Linked DNA regions of Mus musculus: region 2 is linked to region 1. The links are chromatin loops, found by intact Hi-C in ENCODE. Cell type or tissue: heart. All regions are shown on one strand. Links, peaks and the distances in the headings refer to the core of each region. The heading gives the core; the rest is flanking DNA. Region 1 holds the start of Med31 (mediator complex subunit 31). Region 2 holds the start of Xaf1 (XIAP associated factor 1).

Region 1 (2,911 bases), core at 260-2,759:
GTGCTAAGTGACAAGGTTAGACACCAAATTACATTAGAACTATAGTCTGAAACCAGTTGACTGGATCTTAGCTAGCCTGCATGAACAGAAGTGGTGTGTTCTGGCTTATATTACTTAGAGAGTAAGCTGGCTCCCATGAAGACAGTTGTTTGGTTCTGTTTGAAGGGAGTGAGGTAAGAATGGTAGCAGAAATAAATGCAATTCCTAAAATAATCTAAGTTACAGATGACAGTATCTTACATTAACTAAAAGCAGAAAGATTCAAAATATCATTTTCCATTCCCACACAGAGAAAACTGCTCAGTATCAGCACTTTGTATTTATGATAAAGTATACACAGATTTAGGATTATAAAAATTAAACTTACTTTAGATATTTGGCATATTCTGGTTCTTTCCAGTAAAGCAAATACTTAAGATAATTAACAAAAGCTTTGTCTTTGAAGTAACCTCTTTGGGCAAGAACTGAAAGACACAAAGAAACAATCCGTATGTCAACCAACCGCTGGACTACTGATTAGTAATCTCTAAAACAAAGTAGCTCTTAACATCCCTACCAACAGAACACAAGGAATTAAAAACACAAGCCTTTGTTTGCCCAGTTAACTTACAGACCAGAACAAATAAAATCCCATTCAAACACATCGAAGTAATAAATAGTATTACAAACTGCATCTCTTCTCAGAAATTAAGAGCTAGTTGCTTAAGTTAGTGATGTACTTAACTTACAATTAAGGTAGTTTGGGTTGGCTAAACATTGCACAAATTCCAACTCCAACTGAAACCGAAGCCGATTTCCAGCATCATCTAGGAGAAAAGACAAATATCAAAGTGCAGAAGAGACTTTCTTAGAAATTAAAGATATATGTATATGCGTGTGTGTATATATGTGTGTGTGTGTGTGTGTATATATATATATATATATATATATATATATATATATTCACTAAGTAATGAGGCCCTGTTTCCAAAACAAAAATAGTAAAACAAAAAATAGTAAAGAAATCCTTTAAAGTTAATTGAGGAAAAAATAAGTTGAATGGGAATTTACCACCTGCAGGCCACTTTGTTAGCGGAGATCACTGGACAGTCTGTAATAGCTGTGCGGTTCCCTAAGTTGTTATAACCACAACTATCAACTGTGATTACGTTAAGCAAAATCAATGTGCTACACAAAACCGAAGCATGATGCAAAGTGATTAAACAATGGAGAGAAGGCGGTGTCCGCATTAGAATACACAGGTTATCGATATTTCGGGCAAGTTCTTGGGAGTACCTTCAGCACAGACAGTGGAAGGTCTCAGTCCTCTCCCACGGCCCTGCACGGCCCCAAGAGCCAGGGTTGGAGTAGGGGTTTGAGCAACCCAGGAGCAAAGATGTTTTCACAGACCATAGTCTGAGAAGCAGCACAGCCTTCTCCTCCGCCGGTCCCAACTCTAAGGATGCCAAGTTGAACCCGAAAGACAGCGCAGGAAAAGGGAAAAGGGAGGGAATTTCGGGGCGTAGGACCATTCCCTTGGGGTGAAGACTCGGGGTGCAAGTCACAACGTACCTGTCTCCATAGCGACGGCCGCGGCCATAACAATCAGAGTGAGGCGAACACCACCAGCCCCGACCGAACCGCGACTTCGATTGGTGAGAATCCGGAAGCCACGGCTCCTACTTCCGGTCGCGGGGCAGAGTGGGACACGAGGGCGGGGACAACCTCACTTATGGGAAAATTAGCCCCACCTATCTGTGCAGACCCGGCCGGCTGCGCGCGCAGATATCGAGCGGGGCGTGCCGGAGGACTTCTCATTTTTTAGGTCTCAGAGTCCTGCTACCTACCCCGACGTAATACACCACCCTGACGTCACCTTTCCCTGTGTGACGTGACGCAGAGCATGATCCTTGGGCCTCTTTGTCCCACCTGACCAAGGTGTATGGGCAGGATGGCCTCGCCCCTTAGGAGCAAGTCCTCCGCCCCGCGAGTGGAAAGCACCCGCCACAAGGAGACATCGACTGTCCGCGTGGAGACGTCGTCCCACCGCGAGGAAACGTCATCCCACCGCGTGGAGACGTCCTCCCGGCAGGTTCGAACGTCTTCCCGGCAGGTGGAGACCTCCCAGCGCCACCGAGAGGGGCCCTCCCTCACCCCCTCCACGAAGCGACTCCCTCAGTTCCTTGAGGTGTCCTCCCAGCACGTGGAAACCTCCTCGCAGTGCACGGAAACGTCCTCCCGCCACGTCAGGGCGTCGTCATCCCTGAGGGTGGAGACTACTGTGCACCGTGTTGAGAGCCCAGCCAGGCAGAGTGCCAGAATGGCTCGATGAAGTGCCAAAGGTCCTTAGCCAGGACTGAAGAGTTGCCAGCCAGCCATCTTCCAGGAGAACCGAGCATCTTTGGTTTCATGGAAAGAACCCATAAATCAGTGTAAGAAACAGGCTGTGGTTTCTGGGGGCTGTTAACATGTATTGACATTGCAGCACCTTAGACCATCCTGTTGTTGACCCCAGTGTGCTATTAACTTGAAGCCAGCACAGAAGGTTTCAGACTGGTAGTGCAGTATAAACCTGGCTGATGGACAATGAGATTCTTTGAGTCTCTACACCAGGTAAGTTTTATAGTCTTAGGTCACTCTAGGATGTGTTGACGACTTGAAATTTGCAAAGAGGGGCCAAACTTGTCATGATTCTTGACCGCTGGCCTGATCATATACCTGCTTGAAACCTACAGGGCAAGGTATCATCTTTCATACATTATTAATTGGCCTTTATTAATACTTATATTTCATTATACATTTTCTCATGTTGTCATACATAGTATTCCACCCACACTTAAAAAATTAAATCAGGGGGTATAGGAAAAAACAGGACAATTAATAAACAATCAATAAAACCATTAATAATCTTGGAAGGGAAAGTAAAGAAGAA
Region 2 (2,911 bases), core at 244-2,743, 87 kb after region 1:
CATGTTCCCGCACCTCTCTGCTTTCTTGCACCCTGCATTCATGCCAAGGGCACACAAGTGGAAGTGATTCACTGCTGTGTGTAGCATCACTGGGTGACAAGACTTCTGCAGTTCTTCAGGTGTAATCTTATATGGCTACTGTGCTATGTACAGTTGCACTGCTGACAGAAACATCATTATTCCGTACACGGCTGTATTTGTGAATGTATCAGTTGTCACTGAGATATACTTTGTGATGTGTGTGTGTGTGTGTGTGTGTCTGTGTGTGTGTGTGTGTGTGTGTGTGTGTGTGTGTGTGTGTGTTAGATCCTAACCCCAAAGCCTTATGCATGGTAGGCAAGTGCCATACCGCTACCTCTACTCCAAAACCCTTTGATCATTTTCATTTATCTAATGACGCCCTGTTTCTTCCTTGGAAGGGGGGTGGTGGTGGTGGAATGAACACAGGAAACCAGCAAATCGACTGACTTCCATCATTTTGCACTGTGATAATTTTGGACATGGGCTGCCTTTAACACAATTTGTTTTCTTTGAACCTCATGAGGTCAGCTAGCCTTGTTGGGTAACTGCCTGAGGCTGTGGCACCTCGCTGGAACAAACATATACTGACACAGCAGCAGTTTTGCATGCAAATTCTAGGAGCACCTGGACCTTAAAGTTGCCTGGGAGCTCCAGTGTAACCCGGTCAGCCAGGAGACAGTATCCAGAAGGCTGAGGTGACTCAAGCTCCCAATTGGTTATCTTGTCTGGATCTGAGCACAGCTCCTCCAGCTCCGTGCCTGTGGCAGAAGGGTCACACCTTGGACCACGTTACCTGGGAACTTCTGTGCAGGTTATTCAGCCCCTTGCTGCTCGATTTTACCAGTGAGCATGGGATAGCAAGACCTCCTCATGGTTTCTGTCATCTTGGCTTACATTATTGTTTGCCATTATTGTTTGCTTTGTTTTGTTTCCCAGCAGAGGACAACCTCAGGAGACACAACACAGTTATCCCTGGCCATTCCCAAGACTTGCCCCAAACCCTGTAGCCTGAGCATCCAGCACCCAGAACCCCCTGCTCAGTTCCTCACAGACTTTGTTTTCAAAGTCACCACAAACTGGAACCCACACAGGGGTACAGAGCTTGCAGGAGCTTCTTCTTCAGAGAGCAGACTCAAGCTTAGCATCTCAGGAGAGACCAGACAGAAACAGTAGGAGTCAGTCACAGGTTGAGAAGTGGGCAGGGACCCCATGGAAACAAAGCCAGTCAGGGAGGGAGGGGGAGAAAGGGAGGAATTGTTGTGCTGCCCAGAGGAAACCCGACAGCTAACGCCCACCCTGGAGGTCACAGTCACGGTAGCACAGAGGCTGCACAGGACAAGGGGCATGACAGAGGACTAGCCCATGCTGCAGAATGGCCTTCTGGGAGTGTCTAGCTGCCAGGATCTGGGAACCGCCCTGAGCTGAGAATTTTTGAAGTCTCCTCCCTGCCGCTGTGAGTCAGGCTGGGCAAACACTTTCAGTTTTGTTTTCCTGTGTGCAAAGAAACGAAACTCCACAGAAGCACTGCAGGAAGCTTGACCATGGAGGCTGACTTCCAAGTGTGCAGGAACTGGTAAGAAGGCATTTTCTCCAGGGCTGGCCAGACAGAGGGGCAGGGCAGAGCAAACAAATTCTGAAGTGATGGGGATGAAGTACAACACCAGAGGGCAAGCCGAAGGGGACTGGAACCTCTGGAGTGAAGAGGTTCCAAATCTCTAAGTAGAGTGCTCAGTGGTACCTCAATATCACTGTTCCCTCTTAGCTTGGGTATTTCAGGCTGGCTAGTTTTAGCCATGAAGTATGGAGGGACTGGTCCCTAGCAGGCTATTCCTGTCAGAGCTTAGATCCGTAGCAGGGGTGGGGGGCATCGTGGTCTTCCCACCCATCTGTGAGAGGACCCTTTGAGAGATGTTCCAGGGTTATTCCTGTCCTCCGCCTGACAAAGGAGCTGGGAGATAGAACATGGAGGGCTGAGCAGGAGGCAAGGACCACACCTCCAAGTAAAAAGAGCTGGTTCCTCAGCAGACCCCACCTGTTGCAGTAACTGGGGTAAAGCTCCACAGAGATCTTTGTTCCACTTCACCTTTCAGGATCTCTGGTCTATGGAGTATGGAGGCAGGCAAAACAGAGAGGGCAAACAGAGCAAAGGACGTCATTCTGTGCGGTTGTGGGGACAGCTGGATCAGGCTAACAGCAGTGAGGCCATGAACCAGATCACAGGGGCCTGAACAATTGGAGGCCATGAGCCAGATCACAGGGCCTGAACAATTGGTCCTTTAAGGATACAGCCTGTTTCCTTTCTCCCGAGCTGCCGTGAGCATGAGCAGATGGAATGGGTTGGCAGCGTTCCTGGTGATGAGCCTATCAGAGGAGGACACCCTGCCCTACAAGACTCCCCTGCATCTCAGATGCTCTCTGGGTAGCTGCAAGGGAGCCCAGGGACGGGAGACAGCGTGGTGGATGGACTTTTGCTCTTGAGAGTTGGGAAACCCTTGGAGGGTCTGAGGTGTGGTCAGGGCAGAGCTGCACTGCTGTGCTCCCTTGTTCTCGTGATGGCCTTTCTAGGAGATAACTGGAAAAGGATAGAACTTTACCTCCCCCAACCCTGTCTCTGTGGGGTGATGCTGAGGAGTCGTTCCAGGCACTGAGCCTAGGGCATTGCACAGAGCAGCCAAGCACTCTGAGCTGCGTTATCCCTGGCTCTGTTTTTCCCTTTCCTTTTGACACAGAGTATCACTAAGTTGCCTAGGCTGATCTTGAACTTACTCTATAAGCACAGATAAGCCTTAAACTAGCCATCTTCCTGACTCAGGCTCCTGAACCCCTGTGCCAACAGCCCTAGCTAACTTGTACATGTTTGAAATATACATCTTGATACACAGTACTTATT

Evidence for each region. A loop is a pair of places that touch in the nucleus more often than their neighbours do. Peaks named below come from ENCODE experiments on the same cell type or tissue, not always from the same donor. Only the 100,000 strongest peaks of a DNase experiment are listed, where the experiment ranks them.
Region 2: it touches region 1 in a loop (2.7-fold over the local background); 7 of 42 quality-filtered maps call a loop at or near these places.

The regions. Positions count from the first base shown.
Region 1 is chr11:72,213,410-72,216,320 of GRCm38, forward strand. It overlaps Med31 (mediator complex subunit 31), which reads right to left and starts at 2,183. Exons shown (of 4, transcript NM_026068.2): 1 at 1,552-2,183; 2 at 729-806; 3 at 368-464. The coding sequence starts at 1,579. It overlaps 4930563E22Rik (RIKEN cDNA 4930563E22 gene), which reads left to right and starts at 1,729. Exons shown (of 1, transcript NM_001163728.1): 1 at 1,729-2,911. The coding sequence starts at 1,922. The coding sequence ends at 2,311. In heart, for the core only: no CTCF peak of the experiment used is centred there; DNase peaks (open chromatin) are centred at 1,682 and 2,192; H3K4me3 peaks cover 1,746 bases; H3K27ac peaks cover 1,450 bases.
Region 2 is chr11:72,300,116-72,303,026 of GRCm38, forward strand. Xaf1 (XIAP associated factor 1) reads left to right here and starts at 1,514. Exons shown (of 6, transcript NM_001037713.4): 1 at 1,514-1,594. The coding sequence starts at 1,563. In heart, for the core only: no CTCF peak of the experiment used is centred there; DNase peaks (open chromatin) are centred at 1,436 and 2,346; H3K4me3 peaks cover 644 bases; H3K27ac peaks cover 1,153 bases.